Linked DNA regions of Homo sapiens: region 1 is linked to region 2. A link is an interaction called in ENCODE POLR2A ChIA-PET data of the cell type or tissue named here. Cell type or tissue: Panc1. All regions are shown on one strand. Links, peaks and the distances in the headings refer to the core of each region. The heading gives the core; the rest is flanking DNA. Region 1 overlaps SKIDA1 (SKI/DACH domain containing 1). Region 2 has its middle 77 kb from the start of NEBL-AS1.

Region 1 (16,340 bases), core at 4,848-12,847, 410 kb before region 2:
TGAAATATTTCTTTTTTTTTTTTTTTTTTTTTTTGGAGAGAGTCTCGCTGTGTCGCCCAGGCTGGAGTGCAGTGGCACAATCTTGGCTCACTGCAACCTCCACCTCCTGGGTTCAAACGATTCTGCTGCCTCAGCCTCCTGAGTAGCTGGGATTACGGGCGCGTGCCACCATGTCCGGCTAATTTTTGTATTTTTAGTAGAGACGGGGTTTCACCATGTTGACCAGGCTGGTCCCGAACTCCTGACCTCAGGTGATCCGCCTGTCTCGGCCTCCCAAAGTGCTGGGATTAAAGGTGTGATCCACCATGCCCGGGCTGAAATATTTCTCGTAATAGCAGAATATTTCATGGCCGAACTCTTGATAGTGACAAATCAGTAAATACAACCAAGAAAAAGAAAATGAGGGGTCAGAGTTGCAATACCCCAAATGAAAAATAACAGTTTTTTCAGGGCTTTTTGGTACCAGAACTCAGGCACTTGGATTTTATGACCTTATACTTTTTCTGCATCTCTCTAAAACTTGTGTTTTCAGACCATCCTGTGTATAGAGCAGGAGAGTTTCTACTGCAAGTGACAATCAGAGGTGACTATCTATATTTGCACTTAAAATCAAAGTAGTTCAACATGCAAATGCTAGGGTCTAGCCCTGGGTAAGGGCCATGCTGGTGTACTGTGTTGTGATGATGGAAGCAGTAAATCAAAATTATGGAAATTTGCACTGTTGAAAAGCATGCTTTAGCTTTATTTTCAATTAAAAACACTGTTTAAAATTCCTGGTTCCATACATTTCTACTTATTCCAGATTGAAGAACGGTTAACAGGATTGAATGGTTTTGTTGACATTTTCACTTGTAATGTTTTTGCCTGAAAGAAATGCATTTATTGGGTGTAGTGTTTTGTTGTAATACTATGTGACGAGGCCAGTCAGGTTCTGTGCAGAACACTGGTGGATTTCTTTCCAAGCAAGAACAAAACTTTACAAACTTGTTACACATCAAGTAGGAAAAGTTTCAGGCTTAAGAAAGTGAAGCAGAGATCAGTGATTTTTTTAATGAAAGTTGAATCTAATAATTTCTGGCCCACCTCCTTTAGTCTGACAAATTATGTATCTCAGATCCTTGCTATCTTGAATCTAAGAAGTTGCATCTATAGATCATAAATCACAAAACAAAACAAAACACCAATGAAATGTTTACTGTGTGAATTTAAGTCACTATTTCTCATGGAAATTCAGTCTATTGTTTTTGTTTTTCCTTAACCTTTTAGTTCCTATTCCCTTTGAAATTTTCCTTTTGTCTATAAATGTTTCAGTTAGATCTGGATGGCCTCAGCCCCTAATTGCTGAATATGCTCTGTGGTTTTCCTCTTATTGTAAAGGACCGAGGCTGAGAATACCTGCATCCAAATACATTTGGATGGAGTAAACAGATGCTTTCAACTACCTTCCTTCCTTTCCTTCTTGAATGTTGCCATGCCAGGTGTAGGTTCACTGGATTCTTTTTTATTGGAATGGTAGATATGGTCAAAGTGAAAATTTGGGGATGGTATCCTTGAATTCTTGTTTGTATATAATTCCAAAGACCAGTCCATGTTATAGTTAAAGCCCCAGAAAGCTAAACAATTGGCTTCATAATCTCAGTTCTTTCCTCTTTGGAAAGCAATACAGAATTTAGGTGCAGTAAGTTGTCCTGAAAAATCAATCTGTAAAAAGTGTGACACACACATTGGAAGAGTGTAATTTCTACTCTTTAATTACTTCTAAGTTAAGAAAGTTCAAAGTACGGTGACTACTACACGCAGACTAGTACTTCTCTTGTTGGCTAAGGACTCATTGTTCCTAAATTATAAAGTGAGAATAAATTTGAAGTCTACAGATCTTGGATGTGGAAGGACTGTAAGATGGAATAAGCACAATTTAAAACAAATATACCCTGTGGAATTTCTGACATAAAATATTGGCCTCCAGCTTTGACACTTAGTCTCTAACCCTCAGAGAATCAATAGTTTCAGTTTATAGGAGCTGGAGAATGAACAGCATGGAGGCCGAGGCTTTCCAGAGTGATACCATCAAAAGGAAAGAAATTAAATAGTCAACACAAATTTCACCCCACAGTACTACCATAAGCCAGCCAACCACAGCAAAACCTGAGTTAGGGCTTCTGTAAGGAAAGTGTACCAAATAGTATGCAGTAACTTGCAAATACAAGGTATTCTTTCAATTCCTGCTAGCCCCTTAGTTGTTTCCCCATTCTGATATGGGAATTATTCTCAGTACTGTTTATATTATTTTGGTTGTTTTATGATTAATGACAATATCTAGACTTTTCTAAGCTGCTATAAATGTCCCATTTGTTCAGAAAGTTAAGCCTTATTGAGAAAAAAACAAGTTACCTCCATTGATAGATTACATTTTTACATTTAGATGTTTTCAGGGCATAGAATTAAAAACAAACAAAAAAACAAGCACTATATGACTCCAGGGTGACTGATTCCTGTGTCTAAAGTCCAACATTTACAGACATGAGGAAAAAAAGCAGGAAAAGGCTCTTTTTCTAACTTTTTGGGTTAACAAACTTATTTTTGGTCTCCTATAAAAGTAATTTCCTGATAAGACTGTGAAATGAAAATTTAAATATTTTTTTAAGAGGTGTGTGTACTCTGTCTTCCACAGTCAGGTTATCCGCCTTTATAGAAAATGCAGCTTGCTCTTTTTCCACTATTTACTTTTTAAAGTGGGTGTTCTTTTCTACTGGCTTACTTGATTACAGTGGAGTAATCTCAATAATGGTTGTTTATTTGAAAATCAACAAGGAGCCACCACTAAACAACAATAACACAAACTACATGGGGCTGGTGTTGGATTTTTATCTTTTCTGTGTCTGGGCGACTTTCAATGGTCTAGAAATTCCTCAAAGTTCTAATCAACAAGAATTGGGAGTTTCTGCTGATATGAAAATGACAGTTTTGTTTGCATGCAGGAAGAGATGTAGAAACTAATTCCTCAAAAGCATTTTTTTTCTTTCAAAGAGCAAAAACAAAAATCCTTCATGGTAAAGTTGTTTTTTTTTTTTTTTTTTTAATAAGCATTAGCATCTAAAAAATAAAGAAAATGTGGTGAGTTTTGCTTCACCTTAAAAATAACTTCCTGCTGGGAAGGTTGTAAAAAGGAGTTCCCAGAGCCAAACTAGGAAAGGGGGAAAAAAATGCTTCCCATCAACTAACCTCAGGAAATTGGCAAGGAGGAACAGGGCATCCACCTTAGCGAGTCCACCCGGTCACCCCAATCATACCAGGATTCTCCCCTTCCCTGTAAGGAAAAACTATTTTTGATGCTAGCTTTGGTTTTGGTTTGCTCCCTAGGCCAAAGGGCATTTTGCAAACTAGCCTGGGGGATGGGGACATAGGGCAGATCTAGGAGGTGGGGGAGGGCTGCATTTTACCTGTTTGGCATGCCCTCCTTTGCAAAAAAAAAAAAAAAAAAAAAAAAAAAAAAACAGAGTACGTGGGGAGGGCTTAGGGGGGCCCAGCTATCATTCTTCGCCCATGCCCTGGGCCCCCGCTCCTCTCTCGCTTCTTTTCAAACTGTGGCGGCCTCACAAGCTCCTACTTTAAAAGGCCTGAGATGTTTTGCATGAAGCCCTCACAATAGGGGTTGAGGGAATTGACAGTTTCAAAAACAAGGCGTTCAGTCCTTTCCAGCTGCCGAGCCCGCTCTCTCGCACCAACTCCTCGTTCCTCTCTGCTGGTGGCGTCCTCCGGGGCGCGCGGCCGCCCCCACCCCGCCAGCCCGCGCTCCGGCCGGCCCACCCCACCCCCAGGCTGTGTTTGTAAACAGCGGTCAGTGGCCGGGGGCTGCTGGCGCGGGCTAGGGGCTTGGCGGGCTGGGAAGGAAGGCAGGGGCCGGCTGATCGCGCGATGGGCTGCGGGCTAAGGGCCGGCTTGGGGGCCGCAGGGGTTTCAGGGTCCCTTTCCCCCTCGCTTGCCCCAGGCCGCCGAGCTCTAGGGCGCACCGCGCTAAACCTAGGGCAGCTCCGGGCTCTCTGGGCCGGGCCACCACCACAAGAAAGATGTTTAAGTGCCGCCATTTTGCATGGTGGCAAACAAATTTCTTTGTGACTTTTGTTTTCCCGCCCAGATCTTGCTGTCCTCTGAATGGGTGACGATGTCGACCCCCGGGGCGAGCGGCAGGGCCAGCGCCGCGGCACCTCCCGAGCAGCCTCTCGGCCAGTCGGCCTTGGGGCCAGGCCAGGGGCGAGCGGGGGGCGCAGGGCGCGCGGGGGCCGGCCCTCGGGGCCTGGAACGCCTCCCCTCAACTTGGCGCTCCTTTTGTGTGTCCCGAAGTCATCGCCCACCCTGGCACACGCACACGCAGCCTCGCCGTTTCTCACCTTCTCGCCCAGGCCTCATCTCCGCTCCCCAGGCAAATGGGGCCCAGCTCTTCGCATTGGGCGGAGGGCTGGCCAAGGCCTCCAAAAGGCGCGTGTGGATCGCCAGTGGCAAAGGGTTGGGGCTTTCCCCTGGGCCAGTGTGGCCGCGAACGCCTTCTGGGAAGTGGTTCAAGACCAGAGGCCCTGGGTGTTGGGGAGGGCGCGGGGGGCGCAGGCAGGGCCGGGCGCAACTCCCACAGTGGGAGGAATGGGATGAGGCCCGGCTGGCTGGGTTTGGCGCGTGGTCCCCATCCCTGGGAACCTCTCCGTGCATCTGCAAGGGGAATGATGGCCTGGAAACGGGAAACGTGAGAGAGTGACCTGGAAAGCCACCCTCGGTTGGGGAGGTTGGAGTGCAGCAATGCAAACAAAGCTGCTACCGGGGAAGAGGGGAAACAGAGGTGCACCGCAGCTAGGTCACAGGAAAGTGCAACAAGCTTGTTTTCCCGGGTGTTTAAAATGCAGCCCCAGTTGTAAAGTGTGTGAAATTACGCACTGGTCTCTTAAAGAGTGCCTAATTTATAGTAAATAGCAAGGTCTTTGTAAATGGCTTTATTATGTTGTTTCTTGTTAATTGTTGAGAAAATCCCCATTGTTGAGTGTGAAAGGCTTTATGAGCTAACCTGGTCCTCGGCGCAATCACAGGGCAGTAAATGGCCGCTCGGCCTCCAAGGCCCCGCGCGGGAGCCGTTGCCGGCCGAGAGTGCCGCGGGGACCTCTGGAGATGCTGCCTCGGCCTGAGAAGAAAGTGGCCAGGCTTTCCAGGTTTTAATTAATGGGAAGGCGTGTTTGGAACTCGCAGGCCTCCAAAAGCAGCTGGCTGAGTGCGGCAGGGGGAACCGGGCGGGCCTGGGGGACCCCGCCCGAGAGGGCTGCGGAGAGGCGGAGGGGTCCCGGGCTCCCCTCTTCGGTCACAGGCTGCTGGGGGTCGCGCCTAGGCCCGCGGGTCCCGGGCGCCGGCTTGAGCCGCTCTGCGGTGGGATTGGATCTTGGGCTTTGTCTCCAGTTCTCCAGACGCTTGGAACGCGGGATCTGGCCGGTTCGGCCAGGCCTGCGGAACCTGAAAAAGCCTACCGGGCCTGGAGACCGCAGGGTCTGCGGGGCAGAGCAGGCTCCGGGGACAGCTCCAGGCCCCAGCTCAGGCCTCTTGTCTTTTGTTTAAAGGGATCTCCATCTCTCTCTTCTTTCTCTAACCCCCTGTTTCTTTTCCCCCTCTCGCCCTCTCTTTTTCTCCCTCTCTCTCCCTCTTACACACACACACACACACACACACACACACACACACACACACACACACAGTCTCCATTAGAAACTAAAATGGAATCGGAAGACGGGAGAAATAAGAGGAAGGGGTTTTGGTTTTGTGTGTTGAACAAGGAAAAAGAATGTCTTCTTTAAGATAAAATATTCCTATCTCCTTTTCCCATCTCCTCCAGTTCCCTTTCCTCCCAGTTGGGACCTGAGAAGGGTATGGGCAAAACCAGGCAGGCGCTGGATTCCTCGGATTAACTTTGAGGAGAGAACCCGTTGGGGTCCTGCAGGCCGGGAGAGGACAAGCGGAGAGCGCCTCCCCAGCATCTGCCCTGCGGCCTTTCCCGGCACTTAGGACCCAGTGGGTCGGGGGAAAAGCAGCAGCCGCCTCTCCGCAGCCCCTGAGCTCTGGCAGTGCAGTTAGAAGGAAGACAATTCCTTACTGAGCCTACAAGCGTAGAAGAAAACCTGGGTTAGGTGGGCTGCATGTGAGGGTTTAGACATTAGCTAATGCAAATCACAAGGAAATGTTAATTCCAGTAGGAAAAGCCTATATTCAGCTATCTTCCTTCCCTTCTAAGATGGCCCTCTGCTTGCTTGCGCGCTAGCTCTCACCAAATTAGCTATTACGTGAAATCCCCCTGGGTTTAAGGCACTTGTTTCACGGATTCGCGTACAACCCATATTAACTATGCACTTTCTGCTATTCCTCTTGTGATTGTCCCTGCCTCTTCCTTCTTTGCAGAGAGTATGATGCATTTTATTTTAGTCCAATCGATGCATGCAAATACTGGGATAACACAACCCACACTTCTGCAATGGAGGCTGTTTTCAAAATTGAGTTTAGGGATCAATACTAAGTCGAAATGCTCCAAATTGCACGAATTCACCAAATTCAAGCCCTGGGCTTCCAAGCCCCTATCCTGACTGATTAACGCACTCTCAGATAGCTGTGCTTCCACCGTCCCTGCCTCTCATAACAGGATGTTTTCGTCTAGTGTATTTGGCTTTCCCTAAAGATCACTCGGGTTTGCTTGGAAAAACACGACCCCAAAACGTGTAGTGTGAAACTCTTGTCGATGGCTTCCGTACAGGTCTCCTCTCACATTCGCCTTGCGGACTGCCATCTCCCTTTATTTTCCTGGGACCGAACAGCAGCACCTAGCAGTGCCATGCTGGGTGCTCCGAAAACGTTTGCTCAGCTGAATAAATGCTTTATTGGTCAGGGAACAGCCCTATCCTGTGCCACTGCTTAGCTCCCACGATGTCTTCTTCGCCCAGAGCTGAGCGGCTTGGATTGCAGCACAGCGAGCTCTCTATTCTTTTCCGGCTGCGGCCATGGCTGCGGGGCGACTGGTGCCTAACCGGGTGTGTGTGGGGGGCGGGGGCGGGGCAGGAAAGGGCAGTGGTTGTCCCCTTGTTGCAAGAAATGTTTAAGGCCAGAGAGGTGTGTATGTGGGGGGTGGGAGGGATTCCAAAAGAGAATCAGAAGAGATTGCTGCCCACAGATGTGTATGTATATAGTCTAAAAAGAATATATGGGAAACAACCCAAGTACCTAGGATGCCAGAGTGTCCCTGATTCCTTAATTCCTGCTGTCTGGATCTTCCTTCAGGGTAGATAACTGAAACAAGAAAGAAAAAGGTGGAGAGATAGTAGCAGGCAGTCTAGAGGCCTTCCAGTAAGATGCAGTTATTCATCTAATCACTACCATCAACACGTTTGTGTTGGACCCTTTTTGCATGGAAAACGCTCAGCAGTCAGTTGACTTAGACCCTAAAATATCACCAGGCTAGCAGAGGGCAGCTCTGCAAAGGCCTTCTCCAGCCCCAGTGCACGGAAGGAAGGGAGGGAAAAGAAAAAAAAGAGAAACCATCTGAGTGGCAGCTTACTCTCCTTTTCCTCAAGCCACCAAAACAAACAAACAAACAAATAAACTCAGAATTCTGGAGGCTGGGAGAAGCACATGTAGGGCACAAGAGGTTAAAATGGAATTTCTGTTGTTAGTGCTTGCCCTCTTTAAGATCAGTTTAAGTTGGCTCCAGGAAAAACGCAATACTTGTGGTAAGTGATGAGCAGTAGAAAGGAAACACCGTGTGGAAGAGAGGCTGCTCTGAGTGGAGGCAGCTGACCTCCTCCCCCTTTTCTGTGAAAGTTAGATATATGAGAGATCTGAAGGCTACCACTTGGTCAGTAGGCAGGGGTTTCAGTCTCTGCAAGGGCCTAGATTCTTGGATATTCAGGAATAAAGACACATTTTACATTCATTCTCTCATCTCTTTCTTTCCTCCCCCCGCCTCCCTTCAAATGAATACCCTGACTGTCAGTGGTGCAAATGTCTGAGATTCGTTTTCTTCCTCTACGTTGGGTCCAAATATGCAGACCAGTAGCTGGTTAAGCTTTCAGATGTCTAGTTATCCTATCCATTCAAAGTCAAACCTGCATGATACGGTGGGAATTGCCTTGAACAGGTTTATTTACCTTTCTCCCCTTTTCCCTGTATCTTCTGTTTTCTCTCTCCTCCCAGTCTCTCAGCTTTTCCCCTTCTTCCCTTCCCCCTACCTAACCCTTGCACCCAGGTGAAGGCTATGTTGGGAAATACCCATATTTCATAATATTTGCTCCAGAAGTGGAAAGAGGGTAAGATCTGGACTTACACCAGTGCTGAGAGAAGCAGTGTGGGAGCCTGCAGTGATCCTGAGCTTCCTTGCTGGGGTGAGGGGCCAGGGCTTTGCAGCCTCTTGCCCTGCATGTGCTGAGCTATTCTGGTTAGGCTATAAAAAACAGCATGTATCTCAAGACCAGGAGAGCTGCACTCCATAAACACATGGCTATGGTTCTAACATGGAGCACATTGCCAGATGCAAATGTAAAGAGATGCTTTTAATTTTGTTCCCAGTGTTATACATCATGTGGCAAATTGGCCTTTAGGAAGCCAATTTTTATTTTTTCTGTTAATAATAAAGACTTTTAAAACAAACTTAAACATTTATGATTAAGAATTAAAAGGGTGTACATCACTACTACCGGAATGTTTCTTATCTGATTTTAAAAAGAGAGGTGGGATTTTTCCCCCCTTTCCTAAATAAGGAAGATTTTTAAGCGGAAGATCTTGGTTAACATTCAAATTGTTCAATTGTTTTGCTGCTCATGACTTTAAGAAAATAATGAAAATATTTTAATTCTTGTGTTTTTTATCCTTTTACATCTTTATGCACCATAAATTTAAAAGTAAATTAGGAAATTAGTTACACACTTCTATCATCTCCTTTAAAGAAATTACCTCTGAAACATCTACTTTCTCTAATATGGCCAACATTTCTTATTATCTTATATATTTCAGTCTGTGTTTGTAATTTAAGATTACTGTTAAACAGGAGAAAAACAACTTATTTTGTAGAACTTAAGTGGGAAAGAAATATAACTTATTTTGTAGACTTAAGAAGGTTACAAGTATTTCTAAAATTTTGTCCTTTCTGTGAGTCTCTAACTGGTTTATCTGAATAGGATCTGATCCTACCACACATGAAGGCACTACATATAATATCCTGACACAACAGAAGGATCTCTAGATGAATTGGAAGCATCCTGATTGTGAATTTCCTATCTTTTCCTGTTTTGAACCACTACTTTAGTGTATACTCCAAGATTGATTTTAACTGTGATCTCCTTCAGGAAAAAAAAAAGTGCAAAAAAATAATATTAAGAAACAGAGAAGGCCGGGCACGGTGGCTCATGCTGTAATCCCAGCACTTTGGGAGGCCGAGGAGGCGGGAAGATCACTTGAGGTCAGGGGTTCGAGATCACCGTGGCCAACATGTTGAAACTCCATCTCTACTAAAAATACAAAAATTAGCCCAGCATGGTGGCGGGCGCCTGAAGTCCCAGCTCCCCGGGAGGCTGAGGCAGGAGAAACGCTTGAACCTGGGAGGCGGAGGTTGCAGTGAGCCGAGATCGTGCCACTGCACTCCAGCCTGGGCGACAGAGTGAGACTCTGTCTCAAAAAAAAAAAAAAAAAAAAAAAAAAGAAAGAAAAGAAAAGAAAAAGAGAAGCAGGAAGTCTTTTATAAATTCTGTTAGAACCATTGATCCCAGTTACCTGCTATAATGTGAATGGAATCATTATGGCTGTTCCATTGACATGGTTTCTTCATTCAGGATCCTGGCCAAAGGAATAGCATGTCAATGTGTAAAATTCTAGCCAAAGATAAGCCATTACAATGGAAATCGCGATGTGCAAAGTCTCATTGAAGCCAATGAAATTGAGTGTAATATCCATATAGCATTCTCATCTGCTTGCTCCAGGATTTAGTATGCGGCTCTGCATTGAAATGAGATTATGCATATAAAATGCCAATATAGAATACACTGCCCAATAAAACATTAGAAAAGCAACTTACAGCCCATATACATGGGCTTTACTTAAATTTGAACTTCATGTGCAAAATAAACCACAGTGCCATCAGAACACTAAATCTACAAAATGTCCTCACTCTGGTTTTTCATGCTTCTTTATGCATGATTCCCTCAGCCCCCTCCTATCCAAACACAGTTCTTTTAAGGGCACTCTTCAAATCATCTAACAATTCCCAAAGGGTATTCCAGGAGTCTCTTAAAGTGTCTTTCTAAATTAAAAGGCTCCAAATAATTTAAGTGCATTTTTGAACCAAAAATATCAGAAAATATTTGGGCTTGCAAACTTATGGGTGTGTAACCAGAAGAAAGGGACAAAAGAGAAAACACCCCCGCAGTGGATTACAAGGTTATGGGACAGGTCACTAGGAAAGGGAAATAAAACTGAATGTTAGGTTGGGCTTGTAAATTATGCACCTTTCAGGGAAAGAGGTTTAAGGTCTCTTCACTGAAGGGTTTTTTCCCATCCATTTTGCTATTAATTCTTAACTCTTGGTAGGCAGTTCTTTAATGAGGTTGTTTGTGGCAGGTTAATTTTATCCAATCTACTGAGCTCCTCATTTTCCCTTTTAAGTGCACTGTTGCCTACAGCTTTCAGCATTTTCCATAACAGAAGAAAACAGAATAAACGTGAAGTTGTCTGGCTGGGCTGAGAATTAAAGGCGTTATGTGGACAGATAAACAGAGGACCTGGACAGATGGTAGTGGGAGGATAGAAACTGGGCTGAGTTGAGGGCATGAGGGAGAGAATTCGGTCTTAGGAGAGGGATGACCCTAGGAGTGTAATATATTAAATATTGCAGCGATCGATTTCAATACCCCAAGTGGACACAGGAATAAAAATCCACCAAGAAGCTGAAGTGATTAGGAATGCTTTGTTGTGAGGAATGCTTTTTTGTGTATATTTTTACAAAATAGAAGAGACCTAGATAATCCAAGCGTAGGCCCTGGACTCCCCATTTGGGATATAACCCTAAAGGTTAGGCGTATCTCAATGGTGCTTCTGCTTAGTGAAAAGATGAGCCTTTGTACCAAGGGGGATTAAATATCAACCACAATTATGGGCTGGTCACTCTAGGAGCTTTCCTCCCAAATCAGAGACGAGTACATTTTGCAGAGGCTGCCTCTTTCCCGTGTATTAGTCTTTGTTTCAGCGCTGGGACAAAGCAGTTGCATTGGCACAATTCTTCTTTCACTAAAATCCAGGGGAAAATGCACAATATGGTTTACAGAAGGTTGATTCACAATAGCAGGCCATAAAAACAGCCTTTGGTGCTACATAGGGGAGAATATTTTTGAAATGTCATTCTAGGGACAAAAGTATGAAACTGTAATCCATGCAGGGACAAATACCCACTACCACACATGATTTCATTAGTGATTTCAGAATTGGGTGGGATTTTCTGTTATCTTTTTTTTTGTTTTAACTGAATCCCGCTCTTAGACATTCATGCTATGAACTGTATTCTCTCAGTCCAGGAATCTGTTTAGGGATTTGGGGTAGTCACTGTGGAAGCTGCTTGGAGCAGGGGGATTGTTTTCAGTCACAGCCTAATGGGCAAAGCCTGGGCTCTTCACACTGGGGACACCAAGTCGGCTGCTAGGGACACACTGTTGGATGCCTGCATGCAGCAGCGGCAGCTCCTGCAGCTGCCTCCTCCTTCAGTGTGGCTGCCACAAATCTGAGGAAGACATGCAGCATCATAGAAAGGATTTCTTTAATGAGGATGAGTTCCTCAGAGTGACTGTAGGCTGTAGTTCTCCTCCAGCCTCTCTTTCCCTCTACTCCATCTTTTCCTATCTGTGATATCGTTCCCTATACACTAGCCTGGGGTTGGAGAAAGCAACAACCCCCATCCCCCAACACATACACACACAACCACTACTCTCTCTCTGATAACCCAGAGGCTGATTTCTATTTTACCCTGGTGGTTGAGTGAGGATGGACTGAGTCAGGCTAGAACTGTAGAGTTGGGCAAAAGCAAACATGTCTCTCTCTCTCTTTACACATATCTACACCTCCTCCCTTCTCTGCCATGGTCTTCTACTCTCATCACAATGATGACTTGCTCCCACTTGGAGTTTGGTTGTAAGTACTAGATGTATTTCTCTGTGAGGATCTCCTTACCTGTGAATGGTCCAGACAGGAGGAGGAACCTTAAGCCCATTTCTTGGGAATCTAATGTGGGCTGACCTTGGCTGGATTAAGGCTGAGATTGGTTATGCAACAAAGCACCTGGGTTCTCACAGCTTGAATCTCCCTGGCTTTCTGTGGAGTGATGACTGGCTACAGGGAGGCTATTATGCCTTATAAAGCTATTTATCTCCCCAAAGGTACATGGCCCATTCCTCTCTTCAGGTTGGGGAGAGGGGTAGGTCGGTTCCAGTCAGGTGCAAGAGTAAAATTCACTCAAAAAAGTTACTTCGAGAAAGTATTAATAGTTATTGAAACCAGTTATCCCTCTTTTAGAGTGTGGGAAAGACTGAGTTATGGGGCAATTTGGATAAGAAAGGAGTTGTTCCATTTTGTGCTGATCCCCTTTGGCCATCTTTTATTCTGCATCTCCCCTGCTCCTCTTCCTCCCCACCCCCCATCCTCCTCTTCCCTGCTTCTTCTTCTGCCTTCCCTCCTCCTCCTCTTCTTTATTTTAAATCATGTCAGAAGAACAAGCAGGTTGAAAGCACCAATGGGCTTACATTGTGAGGGCCTCTGCTGCAGCTGAAACAAGGCCTGGCTGTGTCTGGACAGGTGGCACAGAGCGCAGAGATTCTTGTTCTTGTGTGACCGAGGGGTAATTTGGAGAGAAGGAATCTCCTTGGGGGAAGACATGTGGGTGGGGCCTCTCTGTCCCAGGTCACTGAAGCAGTTTCTAGGGGCAGTGCCTAAGCCGAAGGACCCTGTAGGCCTGCCCTGGTGTAGAGTACCTGTTGCTGGAAGCTGTGTGGGGAGCCTCTGGCCCCCTGGCCTATTGTAAGTCCTGGGGTTAGGTCGGGCTCCCCCTGGGGCTGCTGGATTCACCTGTCATTACGCTCACTGCCCAGGGACCCTGACAAACCTCCACAATGTGGGGCTGAACAAGGGCGCTTAAGGTTCACTGATCTGTGTGTAGAACTTTGCAAAACTGCAAATAAGCGAGAAAATTTGGCTATTCTTGTGACGGGAGATACAAGTTTGCACTTAACATGGAAGCTTGAGAAAAAGAAGGGGAAAAACCCTTCTGGCCCAAAGCCCCACTGTAATCTCCAGAACAATTTCATTTCCTCTGCAGCACCCTGGCTACCCTCGCCCAGGCCTCAGAAAGGTCAGGGGGAGAAGGAGCTTAAAAGCAGGGGCGGGGACGCAGAGGGGTGGCTAGGCCCTTGGCCAGGTAGCAGGTGAGGGCCGGCTGGGTGATGCGAGGGGCCAGGATGGAAGGCCGCAGGACGGGGGAGGGGCAGAGCCACGGCTTTTGGAAGGGCTTGGTGTTTTCTAGAGGGCTTTTTCTTAGGAATTTGCACGGTCCGCCTCTGGGGCGGCTTATTGGGGCTCTCCCCCGCCCCTGCTAGCAGAACAGGTCGCAGGGAGCTCAGGTTTCCGCCGAAGCCTCCAGCCGCCAGGCCGCCAGCACTCCGCCGGCCTCTGCCAACAGGCCTTTCCCGCTTGCTGAGAAAGGGAAAAGCGCGCGCCCCGGGCCCTGCAGGCTGAGATCACGTTTTTGCCGAGCGACTCCGGTACTCCCGGGGAAGCCAAACTGCCCCCTAGCAGCTGCGTCAACCTCGCCCGGCTGCGCGGCCCGGAGAGCGTGTTCCCCGGAAGGGGCTCCCGCAAGCGGCAGCCGAGATCCCCAGTGGTTGCGCGGCTGCCGGGAACCCGCGGGTCTCAGAGAGAAGCAGGCCGCGGGAAGCATTACCTCTCCCCTCCAAAGGGGAACTTGGAACTTTTGAACCCTTTAAAGTGATTGATCATGCTCCACCAGAGAGCGGCTCCACCCCCGCCGCCTTCCCTTGTCACCTCGGCTCTAAGTGTGCGTGGAGGTCGCGCGCGGCGCGCGGGGTCGTGCATTTGGCGCTCTGTGCTGCCAACGTGAGCACCCAGCACCTGAGCGGCTGTCGCGATTTTGGAGGAATCCCGATCTGAGAGCCCAGAACTGGGACATTGGTGCGTGCCTCCTTGCCCACAGCCCTCTAGGTGCAACACGCCAGCGACAATTTTTCCCAGGAAATCCGTCCCTGCGCCCCGGCCCCCCTCCAAGGATGTCCTCGCAGGAGCCGGGCTCCGCACTGGGAGGCTTCAGGGAACGGAGCACTGGGGCTCAAAGCCTCCACGAGTTAAGCTGATTATTAATTTGGGCTGGTGGGAGCCAGTAACACGCTCGACGCCTTTGGCTTTGGGAATTGTCCGGGAGCTGGGACGGAGGCAGGAATGACCCAGGGTTGCGACTGGGAAATGCGAGTTGCGGAGGCTCCCGGACGTAGCTGAGTGGGCTGGGTAGAACTCCCAGGGCAAAGGTTGGCTCTTCCTCGCCCCCAAATAAATTCTTAGTTAACTAGTTTAGACTAAACACATTAATAGTATTAAGTGGTGAAAATAGACAGGGTTGAACGTGGGGGCATGTCAACTGGACCCAGACCTGGTCATACTTCTCCTCTGGTGACAAATCAGGGTGCTTCCAACACGAAAACAGAAAATAGAAATGTAACATTCAACTGGACGAATTAATTTTTGACGGATTTACGGTATGATTTCCTTTCAAGCAGTATTCATTGGTTCTTTCCATCCACAGTGCGGTCCAAAGACAGAAATATAAACAAGCACTTTATGCTTTGCGGAAACCCCTTAACAGTATCTCCCAAAGAAAGATCAAGACACTTTGTGAATTTTCCCCAGATAATGCCTCATATTCCGAATGACTGATCAGAGAACTCCGGTATTGTTAAATAAAATGAGAGGAAGGCGAGTGACGTGGGAGTCGAACAATGGCATTTCTGAATCTGTTTGCTTGATTGACATTTGGGAGCTTCATGACCCCAGAGAATAGGACTCATTACGGTGAATACACCAAAACATCAACCAAGATTAGAACTCTAGATGCTGTTTTAATCCCATTCCAGTCCAAATTATAGTGGGAAAATATAAAATCCAAGTGCAGAGAATCACTCCGTTATATATTGACCTAAAGTTTTAATTGTACTAAGGGGGAAATAAAAGTGGAAACCCTCTATACTTTCCAGAATTTTAGATAGAGCACTGACAGGGAAAATGCATGGATTTGGTAGCGGAGGTACTAAGAATATTTGTGTGGTATACAACATGTCATACTTGGGAGACACTTTATTGGAAAAATAAGTAGAGAGTTTTTTGTATGTATGAGAAAAATATCATAACCATTTCCACTTAAAAAGTGAAGATCATTCTGATGCCCCAAAATAACTGAGGCTAAGAAATAATTAGATACCTTAAAGCTACAGTCTAAATTTCCATGACTGTTTGGAAGACTTCTCTCCAACGCGGGAGGGGAATTTGTTTTTTAATGTCAAAGGTTGTGTTAGCATGTACATTTAACCCAGGAAATTGTGAGAACTCTCTTCAACTCAAGTTGGAAAAAGGGAATGTGTTTGAGCAAAGTCTATTTTTAACAACAGAAAAGTGTGAGTTAAAGTGGACTGTGTGTTAGGTTGGGAATATAATCCATGGCAACTTCACTATACAAGTATTTTTGATTCTTCAGTGGAACTCATCCTCAAATTTTAGTAACTTGAAAAATTGAAGTCTTAAGTATTGTGTATTAAACTGAACCAAGAGATCACAGAAAGACAAAGCTATGGTAAAAGATGTTATAGTTATATTCTCATAGATTTAGTAGGAAAATCACAGCAAAGGAAATGCACCAGGAAGATATGAAATAGAGGAAATATGTTACAAATAATGAAATAGAAGGAGTTGCTGCACAATATAGCTTCACAATCTTATATTTTGAGGGGTAGGTTTTAATGAGAAGCCTCTGCATTGCATGGGAACTGGGAGTCGTAAGAATTATTTATGCAGTAAGAAGGAAAAAAATTAATTATTAGGAGCTCAATAATCACCAAATAAACTCTGAGCTTGGAGGTTAAAAATAGACGGCTATCTTCATGTTCAATTATACAGTATCAATTACTAATACAACTGATGTTTCAGTGTCTCAGCGAGAACAGATACCATCTTCTATGGAGATATCTTGGTATTAATTAATGACTGCTTTATTCTCATTATTCACAAGGAAAAATAGG
Region 2 (16,340 bases), core at 3,893-11,892:
TTCCATATCAGCAGACTAAAAAGGAAAAACAATATGTTTATCTTAATTGGTGTAGAAAAGCATTTTACTATGCGCAACATCAATTCTTGATAATAACTCTGAGCAAACTGGGCATAGATGGAAACTTCTTCATCCTGATATCGGGCATCTACAAAAAATGTAAAGCTAACGTCTTACTTGATGGTGAAAGACAGAAAGTTTTCCCCTGAGATGAGGAACAGGGTGAGGATGTTTGCCTCATTACTTCTATTTAACATAGTACTGGAAGTTCTTATCAGTGCAGTAAGGCAGGAGAAAGTAATAAAAAGCACACAGATTAGAAAAGAAGGATACAACTACCTTCATTCACAGACCACATGATTGTCTATGTGGATAATCGTAGGGAATCTGAAAAAAAAATCAACTGAACTAATACGTGAGTTTAGTGAGAATGCAGTATATAAGCCAATATAAAAATCATTTGCATTTCTATGTACTGGCAATAAGCAATTAGAACTTGAAACTGAAAACAATACAATTTATGATAGCATCAAAACTTATGAAATACTGGGGATAAATTTGAGGAAAAATGTGTAAAACTTCTACACTGGAAACTACAAAATGTTGCTGGAAAAATTAAATAAGGCCTAGTGAAATGGGGAGATATACAATGCTCATAGATTGGAAGACTCAATATTGTTAAGATATCAGTTCTCCCCAAATTGATCTATATATTTAACATGATTTCAATTGAAATTCCAGAAGGCTCTTTGTTTTGTAGAATTTGACTTGCTGATTCAAAAACACAATTTTGGAAAAAGAAGAACAAAGTTAGAACACTTATAGTATGTGATGTTAAACCTTATTATACAGCTCTGGTAATCAGGACAGTGTGGTAATATCATACAGGTAGAAGATATACAGGGCGATGTAGAGCAGTGATTTTCCACAAAGACACCAAGTTAATTCAGCTGGGTGAGGAGAATTCTTTCAACAAGGGGTGCAGGAACAATTTTATATCCAGAAGCATGAAAAGAAAACAAAACAAAACCTGAGCACTTACCTCACAGCTCATGGAAGAATTAACTTGAAACATATCATAAACTTAAATGTAAGAGTTCAGGCAATTAAACTTCTAGAAAAAAATGTAGACTGTCTTAGTGACTTTGGGCTAGGCAAACATTTTAAGAATATGTCTCAAAAAGTATAACTATAAATGAAAAAAATGGATACATTGACTTTATGAAAATGAAAACCTTTTTCTTTTCAAAAGATACTAATAATCGCATGTCATGACTAGGGAGCCAGAGAATAGGAGAAAATATTTGCAAAATATGTATCACACATATATAAAGAACTCTTGAAACTCAGCAGGAAGAAGACAAAAACCCAATTAGAAATGGGCAGAAGAGTTGAAGGAGCCTCTTTTTGTCAACATCATTAGTCATTAAGTAGATACAAAGTAAAACCACTTTTGTTAGGATGGCTAAGATGGAAAAGGCTGACCTTATCAAGAGTTGAAAAAGGCCTGGTGCGGTGGCTCATGCCTGTAATCCCAGAACTTTGGGAGGCCAAGGTGGGCGGATCAGGAGGTGAGGAGATGGAGACCATACTGGCTAACATGGTGAAACCCCATCTCTACGAGAAATACAAAAAATTAGCCGGGCATGGTGGCGGGTGCCTGTAGTTCCAGCTACTGGGGAGGCTGAGGCAGGAGAATGGCATGAACCCGGAAGGCGGAGCTTGCAGTGGGCCGAGATTGCAGCCACTGCACTCCAGCCTGGGCAACAGAGTGAGACTCCATCTCAAAAAAAAAAAAAAAGGAGTTGAAAAATGTTTGGAGTAACTGGAACTCTCATATGCTCCTGTACATACATTTTATTTTATAAAATAGTACAAATATTTTATAAAATAATTTGGTAGTTTCTTAAAAAGTTAGATACCATACTCCCCAGTGATTCCACTCCAAGATAGTTTTCGAAGAGAAATAAAAACATATGTGTGCCATGGACACAAGGAGGGGAACAATATGCACTGGGGCCTGTCTGGAAGTGGGGTGGGGGGAGGGAGAACATTAGGCTAATACCTGCTGGGCTTAATACCTAGGTGATGGGTTGATAGGTACAGCAAACCGCTATGGCACACTCTTACCTATGTAACAAACCTGCACATCCTGCACATGTACCCTGGAACTATAAAAATAAAAATAAAACAAACAAACAAAAAACATGTGTGCAAACATGTGTTAAAGACTTGTACACAAACATGCATAGCAGCTTTATTTCTGATAGCTCTAAACTACAAACAATCCAGAATTCCAACAGGTACATGGTTAAATTTTGTTATACTCATACAATGCAATAGTACTCATAATGAAAAGGAAATATCAATATATTTAATGACTCTCAAAAGAATGAAAATCCAAGAAATGTCAAGCATGCCAGTAAGACAACTGCACTCAAAGGAAACTCAAAGTGAGTGAAAGGAACCAGACAATAGTAATTTGTCCACACTATATGGCTCAATTTCAATAAAACTGTAGGAAATGCAATTGAATCTATAGCAACAGAAAGCATATTGTTGGTTCCCTGGGTTTGGGTTAGTGGGTAAGGATGGGGAATGCATTACAAAGAGATACAAGGAAACAGTTGATGATGAAAACGTCCATTATCTTGATTGTGGTGATAGTCTCATGGACATGCATATATCAAAATCCATTAAGTTGTGCACTCTAAATATATGCATTATATTGTGAGCCAATTATATCTTATTAAAGCTGTTAAAAAAAGAAGATATAGAGAATTTCGAGACTAAGTTTAGATTGTGCATTGGGTAAGAATCCTAACTTCTGCCTTTGGTGAAACATTTAAGTAGCTTATTAACAGTTGTGGTAGAAGTCTGGACATTTAGAGCAGATGAGACCTTAGGAATGATGTTTGACATTGCAGAGAAGTAAAATGAATTGTTCAGGATAGTTACAGGTAGTTTAATTAAGCCCTTAACGGAATGCTACATTTTGTGACACACCTATGAGAATGTTATGGAAGACAGGCCTGCCCTGTCTACCTTTGTGGCTTCTACTCTGTCTTGGACAATGCTTTGTACACAGTGGTGCTCAGTAAATAGATGCTGGCTAGTCAAAGCGTGATGTTTCCTAAACTGAATTATAGATGAGAAGTGCTTCACTTTCTTGGTATAGTGGAAAGATGCATTCAGTAAGTGGTAGATCTTATTACAGTTTCCACTTATTGAGCTCATTTGGAGTTTCCTCTGGGCACAAAGTTGTTTTAGTGGCGTGCTTGACACTCCTTGGGTCTGGAAGAGCTTCTGAAGTGGAACATAAATTGTGGGGGTACATAGTATTTAAGATCTGAGTTTGGCTGCAAGTGACAGAGAAGCCAAACAACAGTGGCTTAAACAAGGTGGAAATGTACTTCTCTGTCACCTAAGTCCTAGCTAATGCAGGGGCTCTGCTCTGGGAAACCATTAGGGACCCAGGCTTGTTTTCTTTTTTCCCCACCGTCTCTAGGTCTTGCCTTTGTCCAGATGTTTCACAGTGGCTCTTATCATGTCCACTTTCCCTCTAACAAGAAGGGGTAGCAGAAGGAGGAGTGAAAACTACTACCAGAAATTTCTACCCATCACTTCTGCGTGGATTGTTTTAGCCAGAGCTGTTACTTGACCACATTGCCTGCACGTGATCTGGGCATGAAGTCTTACCTTGGAAGAACTGAGAATCGATACTGTGAGGCTGCCTAGCAGCCTTAGCCACAGGGAAGGATTTGAGTATCACAGAAGCTGTAGCCTTACAGATGATTAGAATTCATGGAAAATGATATCATAATGTCTCCCGATTGTTCACTTCTTGCCTCAATTCAGGAAGTGACACAGAGGGGAGACTTGAGTCATGTGGCTAGGAGACAGGCTCACCTTTCTACCCCATCCCTGGTCCATCCACTTCTGCTTCAGGCCTGTGAATGAAGGAAATAACCTCCCCTGTGTCTCTAAAGTTACATTCTGGTGAGTATTTCCTTCCAAAAAAAGCCACAAAATGTTCCCGTGAAAGGTCGATGTGTGGGAATGGAAACTTCGATTAAAACAAACAAAGAAACAAAAACTGTTACAAGAGCCATCTGAGACCAATCACAGGAAATTTGTTATCATCATCTAATGGATAATAGTTTAGTCATTGCTGAGTACTTCACTTTTACAATTTTGTGAAGCAGCTGATTTTCATTTCCACTTTTTCACAGGGAAGAAACGGAGTCATGGAAGGATATAGAATGAAGTAGCTCTGTTCAACAAGGAAATCTGTAGCAAAACCAATCCTGGAAACCCAAACTAGGGGTTTGATATCCATCTCTTTGCCCATCAGGTCATATTTCTTTTGGAGAAAATTAGAAATGATCTAAAGAAAAAGGAAGAAAATTGAAGAACTTTCCTCCCCAAGCCCTGTATTAACAGAATCTACATTTTTCTGTTGATTGCACAGAGGTCAGCCCCCCAGGGTTCACGGGAAACTGGACGGCCTCATCCTCAGAGCCATGCTTTGCACTCTTTATCTTTTACACAGGGTGCAAAAGTGTTGCTTAGCAACATCGATTCTTCCAGCTCTAACAACTGCGGCAGCCCGCACAGCTGACAATGGAGCAGAGTTTGCGAGTGAGCTCCTCATTTTTCAGCTTCTTCACTGTGGCGAGAGGGAATAAAGAAAGAAAAGGCAAGTGGGATGAAAGAAACACAGTCAACAGCACAGCGTGGAAAAGGACCGGCTGATGGTGGGGAATGGTCGGGTACCACACATCCCACACACGCTTAGTAAATGCTCGCCAAGAGAATTAAAAGGGGGTGATCACAGCAGCAGAGGTTAATTAGGGAAACTAAAGAGTCAATAGAATGTGATGGCCGGGCAGTCTGGAAATGGAAGTTTTTGACTGAGTGGGTGTCTAAGCACATTCATCCCCTCCCTGTTTTGGGGTTTTGTTTCTTTTTAGGCCAGGTTATTGGGCGTGTTTTTAAGGGAAATAGAAAGGATTGAGGAGGACTTCTTGTTTTTATTTTATTTTATTTTTTTGCAACTCTGTTATTGGCAAACCTAAATAGGGGTTCAACAGTTTCTTATTGAGTTATAAGTGTTTACAAAGATGTTCAGAACAGCCTGCTTTCAAAACTTCAGTGACTGTAATATCTTGGGCTGGCTTCTTTGGCCTTGTTCAACAGAGGAGTGTGCAACAGTGAACACTTGCAACTGATCTGCAACATTCAAGGTGATTTTAATGTTGGAAATACCCTCATTTCCTGGCTCACAGTCTTTCTCCCTCCTTCCATCCTTTCATGGAGATAAAATGGAAGAACATGTGCTGGCCACTCATATGAGATATTTCAAATCTGAGAGATTACAATCTTTCATATCAAATGCAGTTACGGCCCTTTGTAGAGCAGTTTTCTGAAGTGAATCAGATGAGTTTTTCAGAGCTAAAGGAAGTCAAGATGAAATAAATAAAAGCAGAGAGGAAATTGAAAGGGGTGGTGGTTGGGGGAACATATGTTTTCAGATGATATTTTAAAATAGATGGAGAGCTGATGAGACAGAGATACTGAAAACCGACTCCAGATGGCAGGAATAGCAATGGCAAGCTGGTGTGAAGGGACAGAACACAGGCTGGCACCAGACAGGGGAGGACGCGAAAGGAGAGGAGGGAAGCAAGCTGAGCAAAGCAGCCATGTCGGTGGGTGGGCTACTCAGTGTGTGAGGTTATAGAAGAAGAAATGGGAATCATTGAATTCATACCCGTCACTTTTAGTTTAATAATTTACTCAGTAGGTTCATGTCATTTTAAAAAATGATATGTCTATGAAAAAGGTATATATGCTTCACTCTGTTTTGATTTTATTTTTATTTTTAGAGACAGGGTCTTTCTCTGTTACCCAGGCTGGAGTGCAGTGGCACGATCATGGCTCACTGAAGCCGTGAGCTCCTGGGCTCATGCCATCCTACCGCCTTAGCCTTCCGAGTAGATAGGACCGCAGGTGTGTGCCACCATGTCCAGCTATTTTTTTTTTGGTGGGTGTGGTTTCTTGCTGTGATGCCCAGGCTGGTCTCGAACTCCTGGGCTCAAGTGATGTTTCTGGTTCCACCTTACAAATTGTTGGGATTATGAGATTACAGGTGTGAGCCGCCATGCCTGGCTAGATTTATCTCACTTTGATTTCTTTGCTAAACCTGTGGCTACAGGCAAAACAACTGTTCAAGTGAGAGGCCATGGGGGAAAGCTGGCCAGAGGAGGACTTCCTTAATTTTTTTTGTTTTCTATATACATTCAGCTTATGATGATACATATGTATATAGGAGTGTATTTATGCGCTCCTGTAACAATCTTGTAGGACACCAAATGAACTGAGTTTATCTTCATGGATTGATTGGGAAGGGAGGAATTTTTAAGAGAGGGAATTGAGAAACAAGAAATTATTCCAGGTCTAGCAGTAAGATGTCCAGAATGGCTTCTCATTACTAAGGGAGGTAGAACAAGTCACCCCTATTTCTGTGTGAAAAGATGCAGTTTTATTTGCATAATAATTATTAAATACCATTGGGTTTCCTGAGTCTGCATTTGGTACCATATTTCAATTCAATGAGCATTTATTGATGACCTGCTGTGTGATAGGAAGAGTTGTAGGGCTGCAAAGAGGAAAGAGTCATAGTTTGATCTTTGTCTTTTGTGTGGATGCGTGAAAATGTCTCCTTTCATTTCTGCACTCTCTGTGTGACAGTGTGTGTGAATGTGTACAAGTGTGTGTACGTATGTGTGCACGTGTGAGTGAGAATGTGTGTGTATGTGAATGAGTGTGTGTGTGTGTTGCTATCCTCCTACATGAAAGGGCCCTGCAGCTTTAGCCCTATTGCTGTTATAAATTCATATCCACTCACATTTTTGCCTCTTTTCAGTAGACCCATTGTTACTGATTTCATCCTTTTGCAACATTTAGATAATTGTTGTTATCAGCACTTAGCTACCAGGGTTACAGAAAACATCAAGATTCAAAAGGAGATTATTACGAATGTTCATTTCACGTAGGGTCACAAATTACAGCAGTAACACTTGTCTAGACCATTAAACAAGGAAAAAAATTGGTATACAGAAGGTGACTGCCCTTGTGCTACTAGAGTCTTTCTCATGGAGCTGTGACTATTACATCCATAAAAAAGTCCAATGTCTTCATTTATTGGGCGGTTCCTGTCGTGTTTCAGGGGAATGACAATCATTTCAGTTGTGGTGATTGAAGTCGTTGCTTTGGGTAGCTTGCATTCCAGTTTCATCAGAAATTGACCGAGACTTATCTTTTCTGTTTACACTTCTCTTGGACTTCTTTCATTTGTTCTTGTAGCTTGCCATGGAAACCTGTTTGTAAATCTTTTGTGGGTAATGATGTAACCAGAATAGTACAGGCAGAGCCCAGGGCCTGGCAATATACAAAATGACTCATTTAAGCCATGCTGAAATGGAGGTCAGCCTATTGCTATAGAAAACAGAAAGGACACACCATTGTATTGAGCTCATTTTATTTATGTATTTTTTTGGGGACAGAGTCTCACTCTGTTGCCCAGCCTGGAGTGCAATGGTGTGATCTCGGCTCACTGCAACCTCCACCTCCCGGGTTCAAGTGATTCTCCTGCCTCAGCCTCCTGAGTTGCTGAGATTACAGGCGCCCGCCACCATACCTGGCTAATTTTTGTATTTTTAGTACAGACAGGGTTTCACAATGTTGGTCAGGCTGGTCTCGAACCCCTGACCTTGTGATCTGCCCCACCCCCCCCCCGGACCTCCCAAAGTGCTGGGATTACAGGCGTGAGCCACCGCACCTGGCCGGATATTGAGCTCATTTTATTTGCAAAGAGGCAATGAATAATTATTATAAATTTTATTTGGAAACAATAAAGTATTAGGAGAGTGGAGGTGAAAATTTCCAAAGTAGTGGTATCTGGGAAGGTAAAACTCCTACAAGTGTATTTAAATAAAATATAAGCCAGGAAATATTACCTTTTTTTTTTAAGGATGCCTTGGAGATTTTTGATTGAGCCTTTTTGTAATAGAGAAGGGTAGAGGAATTTGTGGGGAGCTCAGATGAAATAGCTGGGTCTAGAGTGATGCAAAAAGGAGAGATAAGTTAATGAAAGAAAGACCAATGTGATGAAACTAGCCAAAATCTATGTTAAAAAGATATACACTCAGGCCGGGCCTGATGGCTCATACCTGTAATCCTGTCGCAGCTGAGGGAGGAGGATTGCTTGAGACCAGGAGTATGAGACTAGCTTGGGCAACATAGTGAGACTTCACCTCTATAAAAAATTGTAAAAATTAGCCAGACATGGTGGTGAGCATCTGTGGTCCCAGCTACTGGGAAAACTGAGGCAGGAGGGTTGCATGAGCCCAGGAGCTTGAGGCTTTAGTGAACTATGATCAGGTCACTGCTCTCCAGCATGGGTGACAGACTGAGACCCTGTCTCAAAACACACACACACACACACACACACACACACACACACACACTCAAAACCAAGTTGCTCTAAAGCCCGTGTAAACATTCTGTTTTTTTTCTTTAAATAAACTCTTTAATAAAAGGGCTTTTAAACAACTTCTTCAGGCTAATCTAAGATACTAGCCTCAACAGTATTTTTGAGAAGCGAGTTTTATATGCAAATTGTATTATGGTTTATATTCCATGTATATCCAACAAGGGGAATTAGCTGACTGAGGATGAGAATAGGGAAAGGCAGGGAATCAAAGGACAGTGGGAAGAGAGAGGGAAGGACGAGGATCCTAGAACTCAGTGGTATTGAAGTCCACAGTAGTGTTTGTTTCTTTCCATGTATGCTTTTTCCACTCCAAGTCACAATATTAACAACAGGATTATTTTGACATATTACATTTCTCTTTAGGGGAAAATAAATGGACATGCTTATGGGATCTATTTAATCCTATTTAAAGCCTAAAGCACAGCATCACTATTGTGTGTAATGTTACATTTCGAATGTTAGAGCCAGAGGATAATCTGGTCTAACTTTTTCATTTTACTGACTAGGAAGCTGCAACCTACCAAGGTTAAATGACTTATCCAGTCTAGTTAGGGGATTTGTAGAGCTCAGAACCCAGGTTTTCTTACATTCTAGTTCCGTCATCTTTTGAACAGTACTAAGAGGACTCATGGATGAGGGAGGCATGAGAGAGATAACCCCAAGTCTTCCTTGTCATTTTCTCAAAAAGCTGAAGGGAATATATTACATCTCATTGCATCAAGATGAAGCTAACCAGTGACTAGGAGACAGATGCCACTGAGATGTCCCTTTCTCTCTGAGCACCAAGTGCCCCAAATTCAGATTTAAGATGAATTGATTTCAAAAACCTTCAAGATTTAATAGAAAATTGCCATTCTTGTTTGGACTCTACTTACATTAAAATCACATCCTAAATAATCCGATTAGCTTCAAAATCCTTAAGCTTAACAGTTTAAATAGCAGTTTAGTGATTTGGTTTTAAAAGGTACAGTTATGCTAATAGCACCGTTTAACACCCTTAACTCAGCATTTCCCAAAAGTTTAGTGATTTAGAATTTTAAAATTCTACATCGAAGGGAATCTGTAGTTGGTCCTGGCCATCTTTCCTTGTCAACGGTCATCACTCTGACCATGTTCGTCTTATCTTTTATCTGCTTTTCTTAGGCTAGAATTTCCCTGGTTCCATCACTACCTGGGCCAAATGTCTTTACCTTTTACCACTCCCTAGATAACTCCCTGTTGGATGGAACTTTTGTGAGGGTCAGCTTTCAGGGCAGGGGTTCTGAAATCTTAGTGGACTTATGAACAGTCTAGAGAGCTGATTCATGGGCCCCACCTCTAGATTCTGATATGGTTGGTTGGTCTGAGATGAGGCCTTGGAATGTGAATTGGAAACAAACCTTTCTATCTAAGTGAGTTCTCAATGGGATGCAGGTGGTTCCCAGATCATAATGCTTAGTGGTGTCAGATTTTGAATACACTACTATGGATATAGGCACACCTACACTTTGGATCCCTTCACCTAATTATAGGGAGCGTTTTCTGTGTTCTGTCTGTTGGCCCAAGGATTTTCTTCACCATCACCTGGGAAACTATGACGAGAGGGTTCTAGTCTCTCCTACGATACTGCCATTCTTCCAATTGCTGAATCTGGTTCGGTGAAATTAATTTTACAATGTGAGACTTAGAAGCAAAGAGGTGACCTTGCTTTGTCATCTGATGTTAACAGGAGTCTGTAATATTCATGCCACCACCCAAGAGTCCCATTTACAAAGGAGCAGACTTCTGGTCTTCTTTAGCCTTTTTTGTTTCTTCCAACAAAAATCCAGGCTGGAGTGGATTAGGGCAATCTCAGCTCACTGAAACCTCTGCCTCCCAGGCTCAAGTGATTCCCTTGCTTCAGCCTCCGAGTAGCTGGGATTACAGGCACTCCACCACCACATCTGGCTAATTTTTTTTTTTTTTTTTTTTTTTTTTTTTTTTTGAGACGGAGTCTCGCTGTCTCCCAGGCTGGAGTGCAGTGGCACAATCTCGGCTCACTGCAAGCTCCGCCTCTGTGGTTCACGCCATTCTCCTGCCTCAGCCTCCCAAGTAGCTGGGACTACAGGCGCCTGCCACTGCACCCGGCTAATTTTTTATATTTTTAGTAGAGACGGGGTTTCACCGTATTAGCCAGGATGGTCTCGATCTCCTGACCTCGTGATCCGCCCACCTCGGCCTCCCAAAGTGCTGGGATTACAGGCGTGAGCCACCGTCTCCGGCCTACACCTGGCTAATTTTTATATTTCTAGTAGAGATGGGGTTTTGCCATGTTGGCCAGGCTGGTCTTGAACTCCTGACCTCAAGTGATCCTCCCACTTCAGCCTCCCAAAGTGTTGGCATTACAAGCGTGAGCTACCACACCCAGCCCGGTCTTTTTTAGACTCTTAAGGACCCATAAGAACAAATTAAGTTGAGTAGTGATGCTTAATGTGTCAAACCACAGATAAATATAGTTTTCTATGGAAAGCTTAGAATGGAAAATAGTCTTTCACAAAAACGACAAAATGTTTTCTGGTTCCCGCAAAAAATATCTCTGTAGAAAAGAAGGTCAGTGAGAACTTTGTGTGATTCATGGATCATGAGTAACACATGCAATGAAGGCTAAGGAAACCAGTCTAGGACATTTTTATAAAAGATTTTCACAAGAAATGTATTGATTTGTTTACGAAGCAGTAGATTTTTCAGGATAAAATATTGTTCTCCTCTTCCAGTGGATGAGCTTAGATATACCTGAACAAGACAGAGATCTGTGGATACATGAGCTGAAGACATTCTGTATGTCTTTTCCTTTTCTTGGTTCTACCAACTCTTAATCTTGAAGAAAGCACTTAAAATGCTGTGACCCCCATCTGGTTGCATATTCTTTCTCCTGTTTCAGCTTGTTGGCAAGACTGGAAATTTGGAGATGGCATTCAGTTTACACAAGCTTAGCAGCTTATGAACACTGATGGATTTTTTCAGTGCCGATGGAGGGACTGATGAACTTGGCTTTGGGCGTCTGGTTCCCTTGACTTGATGGGTGAGAGGAGGAGACAGAGCAAGCCAAGAGAGATGACAGTCTCCCTTCTCCAGCCCATTTCTTTTTTTCTCACCTATAAAATTTTGTCCAACTCATGGTCCTATGATAAAATGCGTCCAATGCTTCTGGGCTGGTGGACCCTGGCACTACCATTCATGTCTTTCCCAAATACTTATCCTCTGAGTCACCCAGGCAGAAACAGCCAAGTGAAAAGATACCATATCTTGAAGAATCTTCATTTGGCTCTGCTAAAATGGAAAAAAAAAAAAAAAGACTTGTTGCTAAATGAATAAAAGTACTCTTAAAAAATTATTTCCTCTTTTCTCCTTGGTAGATACGCAAGAAGCCAAGAACAAAAATAAAATACAATAAATTGTACAAGGCAATTTAGATTTTCATTATTCTCTTGTCATAAACTGTTCCCACATCAGAGAAAATATACTGTGAGTCCACTTTGGATCCTGTCCATATGGGCTAGCTACTGAAAGTTCCAGAAAGACTTTAGAGTAATATAATTTCACAAGTTGCTTGGCATGGGTCTCTGATGGACAGGCTGGGAAAGCTGATAACATAAGCTGGTGAAAAGGCAAAGGCTTTTTAATGCCTTACTCGATTCATTCTTCATAAGAAATATCAGATGTGAAGGGGCCTGGAACAGTTCCCAGGTTTGATGAAAGTAGAGAGTCAAAATAGAAAAAGAGTTAAAAAGTGCTTTGAAGAACTGGAACTATTTGTATTAGTAAGGCCTGTTGGCTACTAAAGGAACTGGCAGGTGCTACTCTGGTGGTGAGCCATTATTATTATTATTATTATTATTATTATTATTATTATTATTAAATTATAGAGGTAAAAAGAAGTCCATGTGAATTAAAATATAGTATTGTGACTAGCTTATAAAACACACAGCCAGAATAGATTGACAAGGGAAATTATAGGCAGGTCAGACGAACTTCAAATACATGAAGTGATATCGGAATAAATCATCACATAATTTACTGTTACTTCTAGAGGAACATAGTAAAAAACAGGGTTTTGCACAAACTAAATGGTATTAGAGCAATCTAACTGCCTTCTATATTTAGAAGCACAGGCAAACAGTGGGATAGTACTAGATATGTTTATTTTAACTTTGGGAAGCTGGTGCTTTCTCTTGACTGTAGTAATGGCATATCAATGAATGAATGAATGAATGAATGGCACACCCGTAGAACATGTATCCTTGTTCCCACAATCAATGAAAGACCATATGAGTAGTGATAGCACATAACGACCAGTTCTGCTTAATGTATCTTTGGACAACTTGATGAAGAATTGAGAACAGAACTCTTCCATTATCAGATTGCCTGTAGTTGCTGATACTCTGTAAGATACGACATAACTAAAATCGCCCTTAACAAATAGAAGAAAAAGATATGTTATAGGGTTAAATTAGCTATGGGTAAAAATATCAATAGCAAATGCAAGATGAGAAAAAACTATCTGAAAGTGACAAGGTGGGCGTGGTGGCTCTTGCCGGTAATCCCAGCATTTTGAGAGGCTGAGGCAAGAGGATTGCTTGAGTCCAGGAGTTCAAGATCAGCCAGGGTAAGATAGCAAGACTCCATTTCTACAAAAAATAAAAATAAAAAAATTTGCCTTGTGTAGTTGCGTGCATCTGTAGTATTAGCAACTTGGGAGCCTGAAATGGGAGGATCCCTTGAGCCCAGGAGTTTGAGGCTGCAGTGAGCTATAATTGCGCCACTGTACTTCAGCCTTGGACAGAGTGAGACCCTGACCCCCATCCCCCAAATAATATAATAAAATGAAAGTAGCAATCTAAGCATGAATTAATAAGTTCAAGTGGAGAGATGAAGAACAACGACTGAATTTGGGAGAATTTCAGAGGAAACTTGAGGTACTGATAGCTAATTGGATAAAGAAGTGAAGTATTTTTGTTTTGTGTTAACAGTGTATTTTGTAGGCTGCCTATTTGTCTCATACATTTTTTTCATTGTGATAGAAAGAACATAACATCTAGCTAGCATCCTTGATGCTTTATTCTTTTTTATTTATGTATTGAAATGGCCCAGACACATGAACTCTTAAGATTTTTGAGGAAAATGAGAATCCAAGTTCAAATGTTCTGGCAGGAAAATTTTATAACCAAGATGTTTCATAAGGGGCAACCTCCGGCCCCCAACAATGGAATTGCATGTGTAGACATTTAAAGTCTTCTTAGCTAAATGTGAAACACGAACTTGTTTTCTTGACTGCAGTCAAAGGCTATGTTAGTAAGCCAGGAAAGAGATGATGGAGGCTTGAACCCAGTTCACAGTGGTAGGGAAGGAAATACACAGACGAATCCGAGAGAGGTTCAGGAGGTGGAGTTGACCTTGGGGCATGGAGGAGAGGGAGGAATCAAAATTGTGCTGAGGTTCTAGTTGGGGTGGCTGGGTGGGTGGTGGTGGGACGCTGGGAAAAAATTGGCATTTTTGGTATAGAATAATGACCTTGGTTTTGTCTTGTTGAGCCGGAAGTGTCTGCAGGTCATCTGCATGGATCTGCTGGTGGGTTGGAGATGTGTTTCTAAAGCTCAGTAGATAAATGGATCTAGACTGAACCACAAACAGGAAGTGAACAGCAGGGGCCAGCAACGATGAGCTGTGGTGCCTTCTGAGCCAGGAGGAAACTGGCTAATGACAAAACCAGGTGGCGATAGGGCGGCCATTCAGCTTCCTAATTCCTAAAGGCTGGCATTTGGCTCCAAGTGATGTTGTGTGACACAGGTCAGTGAGTTGGATAAGTACCAAAATAAAAGTGTTAAGTGTGACTAATTTGTTTATTGTATAAATATATTCTTATAATTGAGAGAGAAAACAAAGGAGGGAATACAGTCCCTCAATATCTGTGGGGGTAGGTTCCAGAACATCAAGTCCCTGACATAAAATGGCAAAGTGTTTTCATATAACCTACACGCATCCTCCTGTATACTTTAAATCACTCTAGATTACTTATAATACCTAATACAATGTAAATGCTGTGTAAATAGTTGTTGTATTGTTTATGGAATAATGACAAGAAAAGGAATTTCTACACTTTTGTTCAAATATTTTGATTGGCGATTGGTTGAGTTCATGGATACGGAGGGCTGACTGTACTTGTGCCCTTGTGATTTAGAAGATATCCATGTATCTTTGTTTATAGCAAGAATCTTTGTGTGTAGTTTTAGTAGGCAGTGGTTCTTGGGGTGATAAATACTGTTTTGCAAGCACTTCACTGGGAAGACCGTAGCTCTTGGCCTAACCGGACAGGACTTTCATTCTTTCCATTCTCCTGGAGCTCACAGTGCACCTGGAAGATGCCTTTGGCCATGTTTGGTCTGAGTTGTGAGCAGGATGTTCAATGGGACAGCTGGGACTTGGGGCAGAGATCTGGGCTGGAAATACAAACCGGGGAGTCATCAACATAGAGGCCATTTGTACGTTCTGCATATGTGACACACTATAGAAGATGATGTGTAATCATTTTTAAATTTAAAAGAAGGCACAGTGCTACAAATGGGTAATTTTGAATATTGGAACTATGGACATGTTTTTGGAAAACCCATCTGTTTTCATGTTTCTTATTTTAACTCGAATGGGGACTTTTATTCAGAGGAGGATTTGATGTTTATCTGGGCAGGGGAAGGAGGGAGAAAAGGGAGAAGATTCTGTTGTTGAAGCACATTGGTGAGTGAAGGATGCCTCTGCCTCCCCGCTTCCCATTCACCTATCAATCATTGAGAGCAGCCTCCAGTCCTGCCCCCCTTACCCAGGCTTTCACCCACTTTTTGCCAGGTACCAGTACACCACTTTTTGAGTGAATTCAGTGGCTCCCCGTCAGTCTCCTCCTTCTCGGTCTCTCTGCCCTCAGCTTCCCTCTTGCCACACTCACCCGTGTCACCCCCCACCTCTTTGGCTACGTGCTCTTGCTCCCCTTCTCCAGTAACATTCCTCCAAGCTCTGATGGAAATCCTCCATGCTGCGTGTCCCAGTCACTTTGTTCCAACGCAGTCTTGGAGTCCAGGACTTCCATGGCTAGCTCTAAGCTGATGATGCTCATGTTCATATTTGGAGTTCAGCTCTTACCTTGAGCTTCAGGCCTGGGATCCAGCTGTGCCCTGTGTGGCTCCACAGCAGCTCACACTGCTCATATCCAGCCCTGACCTCATGTCACCCCACAGACCTGTCCTTCCTTCCTCCTGCCTAGTTCCTGAATGTCAGCATCCTCTAGACTCCGCTCAAGCAGAAAACTCAAATGTCCTCTTTCACTGCTTCTTCTTTAATTCCCACACAATCCTGTCTAATCAACTTGACCTCCTTAACACCTGTTCTGCCTCCCTTTTTCTGTCTCCTCTGTCACTGCACCATCTCTCCTCATTGAGAGTGCCAGGGGACCCTCATTTCACCCATCTCCCCTCTAGAGCTTCACCTGTGCTGCTACCTCAAACAATCTTTCCTGCCTCGCGTGGTTCATTAACTGCCCATCCTCACGGCAGAGGGCAGTTCTTCCAGAAAGTCTCCAGCTCTTCTAGAAAGACTTCCCTTAACCCTGAAGCTTGGACTCTCTGACTCTGTAGAAGGGTTGGCAGATACTTCTTATCTTAGTTGCTGGCCTCTGCCAGTTGGTAGTGGTTGTCCAGAATGTTGGAGTAAGAAAGATTCCAAGGTACAGTCCATCTTCCACTGGAAGGATGGCTGTCACTATTCTTTGCTGCTAATGTGTGCA

The links. ChIA-PET counts read pairs that join two places held together with the same protein. Peaks named below come from ENCODE experiments on the same cell type or tissue, not always from the same donor. Only the 100,000 strongest peaks of a DNase experiment are listed, where the experiment ranks them.
Region 1: POLR2A ChIA-PET joins it to region 2 with 15 read pairs; 6 of 35 experiments call an interaction of 5 or more read pairs at or near these places.

The regions. Positions count from the first base shown.
Region 1 is chr10:21,497,908-21,514,247 of GRCh38, reverse strand. It overlaps SKIDA1 (SKI/DACH domain containing 1), which reads left to right. Exons shown (of 4, transcript NM_207371.4): 4 at 1-773. Among named protein-coding and RNA genes, the nearest start is that of MIR1915HG, 8.8 kb to the right of the region's middle. RefSeq lists a silencer at 9,551-9,783. In Panc1, for the core only: no CTCF peak of the experiment used is centred there; no DNase peak of the experiment used is centred there; H3K4me3 peaks cover 849 bases; H3K27ac peaks cover 7,652 bases.
Region 2 is chr10:21,088,677-21,105,016 of GRCh38, reverse strand. It overlaps a transcript of NEBL not described here. Among named protein-coding and RNA genes, the nearest start is that of NEBL-AS1, 77 kb to the left of the region's middle. RefSeq lists an enhancer at 7,123-7,417. In Panc1, for the core only: no CTCF peak of the experiment used is centred there; a DNase peak (open chromatin) is centred at 7,336; H3K27ac peaks cover 3,622 bases.